Regions from separate parts of the Homo sapiens genome. Here region 1 is linked to region 2. The links are chromatin loops, found by intact Hi-C in ENCODE. Cell type or tissue: A673. All regions are shown on one strand.

The links. Hi-C counts contacts between places; a loop is a spot of excess contacts. Peaks named below come from ENCODE experiments on the same cell type or tissue, not always from the same donor. Only the 100,000 strongest peaks of a DNase experiment are listed, where the experiment ranks them.
Region 1: it touches region 2 in a loop (4-fold over the local background); 5 of 110 quality-filtered maps call a loop at or near these places.

Annotation. Positions count from the first base shown.
Region 1 is chr15:56,982,615-56,987,614 of GRCh38, reverse strand. The region is part of intron 3 of TCF12 (transcription factor 12); the gene reads right to left. Among named protein-coding and RNA genes, the nearest start is that of TCF12, 66 kb to the right of the region's middle. In A673, no CTCF peak of the experiment used is centred here; a DNase peak (open chromatin) is centred at 2,404; H3K4me3 peaks cover 1,003 bases; H3K27ac peaks cover 3,693 bases.
Region 2 is chr15:56,813,244-56,818,243 of GRCh38, reverse strand. No RefSeq gene overlaps it. Among named protein-coding and RNA genes, the nearest start is that of LINC03065, 71 kb to the left of the region's middle. RefSeq lists an enhancer at 3,951-4,120. In A673, no CTCF peak of the experiment used is centred here; DNase peaks (open chromatin) are centred at 353, 763 and 2,763; H3K27ac peaks cover 1,015 bases.

The DNA of each region.
Region 1 (5,000 bases), 170 kb before region 2:
AAACTGTAAAGCAGTGAAGATTCCATAGTTACCTAACAATGACTAGTCTTAAATGCAAATAAAATAGCAGCAACAAGAAATTTTCTCCTCTCCCTGTTTTCCTCATGACACAGGCAGACACTCAAAGCTTAAACATTTATTCTGAGGACACAAACCACGCTCCTCAGATTCTGTTAGTAACATTTAAAAGTAACTAATTAGGCCAGGCACGGTGGCTCAAGCCTGTAATCCCTGCACTTTGGGAGGCCAAGGCAGGTGGATCACCTGAGGTCAGAAGTTCGAAACCAGCCTGGCCAACATGATGAAACCCTCTCTTTACTAAAAATACAAAAAATTAGCCGGGCGTGGTGGCGGGCACCTGTAATCCCAGCTACTCAGAAGGGGCTGAGGCAGGAGAATCGCTTGAACCCAGGAGGTGGAGGTTGCAGTGAGCCCAGATTGCGCCACTGAACTCCAGGCCTGGGCAACAAGAGCGAAACTCTTGTCTCAGGGTGGAAAAAAAAAAAGCAACTAATTAAGCTCACTAAATATTGCATTACTGCATGTTGCAAGTAGATATCAAAATTCAAGTATTGGCGTTATCCTCAAAAACTTATTTATTAATTAGTAATATTATAGACCAAGATTCTTTTATTATCAAAAACAGCCAAAGATCTTCAATAAATCAATAAACGAGTTCCTTAACAGAAAACACTATAGAAAACTTTGAAGATTTTTTGTTTCATCCCAAACAAGTACATCCTGCTATGTATTACATGTAACTAATTTTGTCAGAATTATACTTAATTCACCTATTTTATAGGTTAACAACACATCTTACAAATCTAACGAGACAATTTTGTCATTCATTTTGGGCTAGGGTTTTCTTTTTTAAAAAATGCAGACAAGTATTTAGTAAATTGTGTTTAAAAGATACTGTGTATATAAGGATATACATAAGGATACATAAAGTAACTTCTGTTGTGAACAGCCTCTTTTTAAAACTTTAATTTTACTCCAAAAGATATGCAGGAATGTAATACATTATAAAACTTCTGGAAGATTTCTATTTCTGGTTTCTGCCATAATAAATAGTAGGGGTTTAAGCTGAGCTGCTTTTTTGACTTAAAAGATTTTTACACAGTCAGCTACTTACAACAGGACATACTGTAATACCAAAATGGAAACTACTTAATCAACATTTCCTCAAGAAAACACAGATCATACATAAAAGCCTATAAGTGTAAAGTTTTATTTCAAAAAGTAGCATTTACATTTTATTTATCAACAGAAGCTCAAATTTTTTCTCTGGTTTTGTCACCATATTCAGTTAATTTTGGTCAACATTGATAACATACACACCAAAAACCAGAAACGTAAGCAGCAATATAAGGTAATTTATTTATAATGTTAAACAAAAGCATACTTTCTGTAACCAACACAGACTGCTGGTTACAGAATAATTATGATCCTGTTCTCATGCTATGTCTTTTTAAAACTGTTTCTTTAAAGGATTTAAGCCATTCAGAAAACCCAACAGTTTGTGAATCACCCAATACAAAAAATTTCTTATTTCAAGTTTCAAATTGTAGTCATCTATAGCATTACAAAAGAACTGACAAAAGATCAAAAACTGCTGGGTGATCTCAAAATATCCCTCTTCCCTTTCTGTCCACTCCTCAAAACACAGTTTAAATTGATAAAAATTAAAACCTCTTAACTGAAATTCCTTCAGCCTCACAGTTGGTCCTGTTGGTTTTACTACGTATAACTTCTATCATCTAAGAAAATTTGCAGGAAATAAATTTTTAGTCACTGAGTTCTTCATTTAAATAGGAAAAACAATTACTCAGAATTAAACACGTTATTGTAATAGGCTTCATGAGCTTTGGTGTCCTAAAAAGAATCATTAAAACTAGATTTCATTAGGTAGGTACTATGGGGTAAATAATGATATACTCTAAGGACCAGCTTTTCTTCACTAAATGCTATCTGTTCTGTAACCTTAATTTACATGGCTCAAATTTATTCATACATTTTTATAAAGACAGGAACTACGGTTATAAGCACACTTATTTTGCTCTTTGGTATGAAAAAGTAGAGTTTGATAATGCCAATTTGCTACCATCTACGTATCTGGATAAATTAACCAGCTAAGTCAAAATAAGCCATGGTATACATATGAAGATTGGTAGGCCCGAGGGAAGTAACTAATTTAGTAGCCAAAATTAGTTTGGCTTCTGACTCACAATTTTAGTAGTCAAAATTAGTTTGGCTTCTGACTCACAATTTAAAATAATCCTTTGCAATATTCTTCATTTAATTGCCTCATTCTTTGTACTTCCTCTTCACAATGTCTAGGCTCACTTCCTAAGAGTTTTCTTGCAGAAATCAGCATTTATTGACCTCTCAAAGAACACACACTTGCTGTTGTCAGCAAAGAACACGGGATTGGAGAAAAAGCATTGTAGAAGCACTGGAAGGAAATAAAAGTGTATCTTCTCATGAAATAATGTTTGTTCAGATCTGGGACCTCAAAGAAATACTGAACATTTTGATATATAAAAAGAAATTATGTGCATTCCAACCCAAGAGTTCATTTCCTCTGACTGATTCAGGGCCTGACTTTTAGTTGCTATAATTGAGTAGAAAGATAATTTCTACCACATTTACTGGTACTTAGATGGTTAAGCAACATTACAGCCTCAGTATTTTTCACGGTGTCTTAGCACAATCTTACAAAGGTTCTTAACAAACAAAAGTACAAGCCTCTTGAGGTCATCTGAGATCTTATGGGACTTTTCATAATGGTAGGGTGTTAATCCCTATGGTCTGGCCTTTCTCCAATTTAAACCATTACCTAAACTGCTTACCTGAACTCCTATTACCTATTCAATTGGCTCACACATCCTTCATTCTCAATCTTGAACCACAGACCTTGCACACATTTTTTAACAGGCAAGGTAAAATGGCTTCTTTGGGTGCTTAACTACTACAGAAAATGTTTCTCACTCCAGAAGAATTAGTAAAACAGCAGTTTAAACTATACTGTGCTATGACCGTTTGAATTTTTTTTACCATTATTTTGTACGGTACACAGAACACTCTAATTGTCTGTGATTTTACATAGTCTTGGAATTTCAAGCTTTTATCTCTGACAAGAGAATTTGTTCATGATCAGCTTACGTGCTAAACACAGCTGTGAAAGTGCAATTAAGGTCTTATTTCACACCATGTTAGGTACCAAACCTGAGCTAGCACAAGGATGAAACAATGCTAACAGGCCCGGTTAACCACTCCCCTTGTCCCAACCATCCACCTTTCTCTCCCTCTCCACCCTTCACACACACACACACACACACACACACACACACACACACACACACCATGCACATGCTTTTCCTAAATTTGTATATAGTTGTATGCACATATATGTATAATGTATAAATGTGTTCACGTGTTTATACACATAATTTCAACCAGAAACATATATGGTTCATAAAGGTGAAAACAGAAGAACAACGTATCTTTCTCTCTTCACAAGAATAGGTTCTACATATCCTAAGAAACACTAAACAAAAAGAGGTCAATAATCCTTGATCCAAAATTCTTCTTCTTCTTTTTTTTTTTTTTTGAGACAGGGTCTCACTCAGTTGCCTAGGCTGAATTGCAGTGGCACAATCATAGTTTACTGCAGCCTTGACCTCCTGGGCTCAAGTGATCCTCTCACCTCAGCCTCCCAAGTAACTGGGATGACAGGCATGTGCCACCCTACCCGGCTGATTTCATTTTTATTTTTGTAGAAACGGAGTCTCATTTTGCTTCCCAGGCTGATCTTGAATCCTGGGCTCAACTGATCCTCCTGCCTTGGCCTCCCAAAGCACTGGGATTACAGGTTTGAGCCACCGTGCCTAGCCCCTTGAACAAAATCCTAAAATCCACAAAGTTCTAAAGACTAAAGTTTTACATAACTTATTTGACGGTAAAACCTGACCTGAACTGAAATGCATATTAGTATTTTTCAATTCAGAATTGCTGATATATTTGATTATAGGGTTCTGCAATAGATCTCTCTAGGAAATGTTACATAATATATAGTATTTACCACTAATACAGTTTTTAAAATTCAGAATATTTTGGATTCCAAGGCAAATCCAATTTCAAGGTTTGAGGCTAAAGAACTGTGCAGTAATATCTTTGTATTTTAAAAAACAGGTTTATATAATTATTTTCCCTCTACAGCTTTCTTGCAAAAAGAAATGCAACCTTCTATCAGTTCCATTCACAAAAGGAGAAAGGAAGGAAGGAAAGAAGGAAGGAAGCAAACAAGCCACAATAAGGCTCATGTCTTTAACTTCTCTCTCTAATAGTTACCAATCTCTCTTTTGCCAAGAGAGGCTTACAGTGGACTACAGGCAGCAGCAGCAGTCAAAGAATGACTACGGGAGACAAAGGTAACAGGACAGAGTTGAATACATATCAAGGTTCACAGAAAATAGGCATGCCAGCAATTCTGAATCATTAAGAATGTCCCATATTCTCACTGCTACTACTATTTCTAACAACAACCTTGTGTAAGAATATTTTGTTTCTCTCAATGTGCTTCCAAATATGTCATCTGACCTTCATATACTGTGTAGTCCCTCAATATGACCATTTTATATAATTCATTTGCAGAATTGTTACATATTTTAATCCCAAACTAACACCTACCACATATTTACTACCTACTCTGATGCTACTTCAAAAGCAATTCAGAATGTATATCTACTACAAGGAAATCAGATAATGTATGGTAAGACAGACTATAAATGACTTCTCAATTAGCAGTTACTTTTTGAATTAGATGAGCAACTGTTTCTCTTGCAGATATAGAATTTGTTTTTAATTAAACCAATTTAAATCACTAGGAGAGAAGATTCTATTTAATCTATTTTCTACAGAGAACGCATTCTTCCTCCTTGAAAGATTAAAGTATGGTTTACAGAATCAAGGTACAAATTTAATTTTTTTCTTTTAAA
Region 2 (5,000 bases):
CGACTAGGCCTCTCCCCTGGTCCCCATCCTGTCTTTGGCCTGCCTGGTGTAGTTTTAGGAAGAGTCCTGCCAAGTCAGTTTATTGAGAATACCCTCCCTTGATACCTGATCACCCCTGGTATCTGATGAAATTCATTTTATCCTATCTCCTACCCAGTTTTGGAATCCCTAAAACCTCAACTTGTAGCTCAGTACATTATCCCTTCCCCTTACTTTTAGCTGCTTAACACATTTTATGGTAATCACTAATTCATCACATGGAAGTGAATAAGAACCATTTAATATGATTATCTTCTCCATTAAAGCTGTCATCATAATTAGAGCTGCAGTGAACTGTTTGCCAGGAATTATAACTTCTGCCAAGAAAAACTTGGGTGTCATTTTAGAAAAATTCTTAGGTGGGGGAGGAGGAGATCAGGGCCATCTGTGTGGGGATCCAAAGCTGAATAATGATAAGCAAAGCCCCTTTCTCCTATTCTCTGCCAAACTCTGGCCAGCCCTCCAACTGGACCTTGCCAAAGACTTTAACATGAACTAGCTTTCAAGGTAGTCCAAGAAGCACACCCTCTCAGGGGAAGAAAGCCTTTGGAAAAGGCAGCAACAAATAAACATCAGGCCTCTGTACATAAGGCTTTCTAAAAGTTGTTCCAAATGGTTTTGTTTGCTACCCCACTGTTTCCAGGGCAACCACCTAAGCCAGGACAGAAGTAGAAGGAGACATGAGGCTAGAATGGGACCACCCACTGCAATTCTCATTTTTATCCTGATGGCAAGAACCTTTATATCGACTCAAAGTGTTTGTCAGGCCTCTGGCTGTGAATCACTGGAATAACATTTTGCCCTGATGGAAGTGTGTCACAGGCTGCTGCTCCCACATCCCCCCCATACTGAGGTGTTTTTAAATGGAACCAAATATCCCAGGGGAATTTTCTCTGCACTACTAGCATTGCTTTGTTGCACATTTTTAGATTACACACTGTAAATTATAGCTGAAGAAAATACAGTATGCTAATTTCCTCCTGCATGTCTTTGAGTTATTTTTAGGAAAAGTGTCTTTGGAATTCAGCTTCTCAGGTAAATGTTTAAAATGAAGAGAATAATAAGACTAAGGCAGAGGGATGCTCCAGGCTCAGACCACAGCTGTATCACAGTCTGGCAGTTTGTAATGAGCACAACTTGCACGTCCAGCATGGATTTCAGCTGCCAATAGTGGAAGAAGCTCTGGACTGGGCATCAGTAGATTTGGGTGTGCATGCTGATTATGCAACTTTGGATAAGTGACTTTGGAGGAATTTGTGTCATGTTCCTAAGTCTTGACTTCCTCATCTATGGAATAAGGGTGTTCAGCGAGATCTCTAGAGTGCTTTCCACTTCTCATACTCCACGGCACTGTGTGCTAAACTAAGCAAAACGACCTCAAATCACATGAGTAGATTGTGTTGACTATCTTTAAAAAGAATGAATAAACTCAGGCCAGGCGCAGTGGCTCATGCCTGTAATCCCAGCACTTTGGGAGGCCAAGGTGGGTGGATCACTTGAGGTCAGGAATTGGAGACCAGCCTGGCCAATATGGAGAAACCCCATCTCTACTAAAAATACAACAATTAGCTGGGGGTGGTGCGCACCTGTAATCCCAGCTACTCAGGAGGCTGAGGCAGGAGAATCGCTTGAACCCGGGAGGCAGAGGTTGCAGTGAGCTGAGATCACACCACTGCACTTCAGCCTGGGCGAAGAGTGAGACTCTGTCTAAAAAAAAAAAAAAAAAAAAAAAGAATAAATTTAATCTGTGAACATTATAAATTCAGGAGCATAAAATACTTCAGCCTGCGTTCTTCATGATCTCTTACTGCACTGAGGTTGTTAATTTTTTCACGTGGTGTGCTGGATATCTCCCATTTGCCCTTTAGATCCACGTTCCATCTTTCTCCACCCTGGCAGACTGTCCTATAAGGACTACAGCACACGCTTGTGTCCTGTGGCTTCTAGGTGAGCTCAGCAAATGTGCAGAAGTTTGAAAAAACAGTTGAGTGTAAGGTTGCTCCCTCCCTGCACCTTGCCTGTGAGGTTGCCATGACTGCATTCGGCAACCAAAGGTCACAGCTCCAGTAAAGCACCCTCTCTACCTAGCTGTCTTCAAATTTCCATAATAGATTCCTCCACTTGTTGCTTCAGGTCTAGGGGCACTGTACGACCCCTGTGGTTCTCTATGCCCAGTCTATATTTTTAAAAACTCGTTTAGGCTGGGCATGGTGACTCATGCCTGTAATCCCACCACTTTGGGAGGCCAAGGTGGGAAGAATCCGAGATCAGCCTAGGCACATAGCGAGACCCCGTCTCTAAAAAATTAAATAAATAGAAATAAAAGATAAGTAAAAACGAGTCTTTATTTATTTATTTATTTATTTATTTATATTTTAAGGAGGGTCTCACTCTATCACCCAGGCTGGAGTGCAGTGGCACAATCCTGGCTCACCGCAACCTCCGCCTCTGGGGTTCAAGTGATTCTCCTGCCTCAGCCTCTTGAGTAGCTGGGATTACAGGTGCCCACCACAATGCCTGGGTAATTTTTTCTTTTTTTCTTTTTTTGTATTTTTTAGTAGAGACAGGGTTTCGCCTTGTTGGCCAGGCTGGTCTCAAACTCCTGACCTCAAGTGATCTGCCCGCCTCGGCCTCACAAAGCGCTAGGATTACAGGCATGAGTCACCGCATCCGGCCAAAACTAGTCTTTATTAAAGTCTCCCCAGAGTTTCCATTGTGAATGAGCCTTCTGTTTCCTGCCGGTGGTACGCTGACTGATACACCCAGTTTCTGGGGATTACGGGTGTGGCAAGACCACAAAGTCCATGGTGCTTATTACTGAAATACATAAATTTACCTTGAATGCATCCTTTTTTTTCTCTTTAATTGCGGCTTAGAAACGATAAGAATCTCTGTGTACTGCTGCTTTGTTATGTAGTATTTGACCTCTATCCATGCTCGTATTAAACAAGATTCAGAAGCAGATAATAGAAACCATTCTAGTAGTTTTAGCAAGAAAGGATTGGCTACAGGGAATCCCATGCCCACAGTTACAGGGGCTGGAGGAGTGGGCTGTGGACTGGGTTCCAGAACAACACTAGAGAGCTCACCTGTCTAGAGAACTATCTCTGCAACAATCTGGAAGCTGGGGATCAGGAAACCACTATACCACTCACCAGATCCTAGATCACACTGCCTTGCCACAATTTGGCAATCAGAAAATTGTGGACTCAACTGTTGGCCCCAAACCATACTGTAACAGATTCGTACCATCAAAATGAAGGCCTGGGCACTGCCTTCCTTCCTACCTGACTCAGTGCTAACTTAAATTTTCACACAAGTACATCTTATTGGTGGATCCTAATCATATTCCTAGCTGTATGAAAGTCTGGAAAATGTCACTTTTAGTTTTCTAGCCTCTGCAGTATAGGAAGGCACTCTACAAGAAGGGTAGAATGAATTCTGTGCAAGCCCCTCTGCTCTATCTGCCACAAAATTATTTCAAAAACGTGAACTTCGGGCATTCAAAAAAGAGCAAAATTCAAATCTTTACTCTAGGATTTATTAGCTGCGTGACCTTGGACAGGATGCAAGGTCCAATATTACTCAGCCAATTTTTCCTCTGTACAATGGAAGTATAATATATACCTCACAGAATTGCCATTCATTCATTGATTTATATCTCTATCAAATTTTTACTGATTTTTACCTTAGTACCAGAAGTTTTAGTTGAAAGTGACAAAAACTAATTGGTTGATTAAGCCAAAAAGAAAACTATTAAAGGATATTTGGTAGGTCGCAGAATTGCCAGGAGGGCTAGAGAGCCAGGCTCAAGGATGAACTTCCAGGATACCACCACAAACAGTTGTCAGGACTAGCCTGAAGACACTGCTACTGCCTTCACCTCCCAGCATTCAATGCTACATTTTGCACCGCCAGCAGGAACTTTACTGACACAAGCACTACTGCCAGCCCTGTTATAGGAACTCAACAATGCCACCTCTGAAGGCCAAGTGGCAGTGGTGTCACTCTCACTGGCAGAAATGGATTCCATGTGGCATTACTTTCTCACATTGCTCTCATCTCAAAGAAATTTCACAAGGATGTCTGATGGGGCCTGAGTCACATGCTTGTGCCCAGCTAGCTACAAGGGGGGTGAAGAAAGCATAATTTCTGATATCTAATTTGGGGAGGAAAGAAACTTCCTAACCAAAAGGAGAGTGTTCACAGGTGCTGAGCTCCAGACAAAATAGACTACACCTACTCCAAATGGCTAAGCAAAAAGGATATTTATTGGCTCTCATTCTCTTTCTTACTCTTGTTCTTACTTTGCTTTCCTTTCCCCGAGCTTCATTTTCAGGCATTCTCTCCCTGGTGGCAGGTTAGGCCCTGAGAGCTGTAAACTTACGTTCTACCAGCCAAGCAATCCCTTGGAAAGAATGTGTCTTTCCCAATCATTCCTTCAGAACTCTGTGGCTGACTCTATTGATCTGACTTGGATCACGTAAGCTTTCCTAAATCATTCACTGAGCCGAGAAGATGGAATAAATTTACACACAATTTTGGGTTACATGCCAACCAAGCTGTAGAGGTATAGGTTCAGCCCTTCTAGAACTGTCTGGCTCAAGCATCGCGGAAGAAAGTTTTTATAAAGGAAACTTGGGATACTGGCAGGTGAAAACAATTATTGTCCACTATAATCTCCCAAGCTGTTTGATATCCATACACACACTCTCCTTCTCATACATGCAGCATCATCATAATTGTTATCACCTGCAATAGTGCAACTCTTTTACATACCTCTCAAAACTCCCTCCTTCCCCAAGTGCTAGGCCAGTTACTGCATCCACCTCTCAGCAACATGCATTATTCTCAGGTTGGCCCAGAATAGCTCCTTGTGTATTGGCAAACTGAGGTTAAATGATAAATTTAACCTGATCTACAATGGTAGAAATAGGTCAGGTTATCTTAATTAAAGAAAA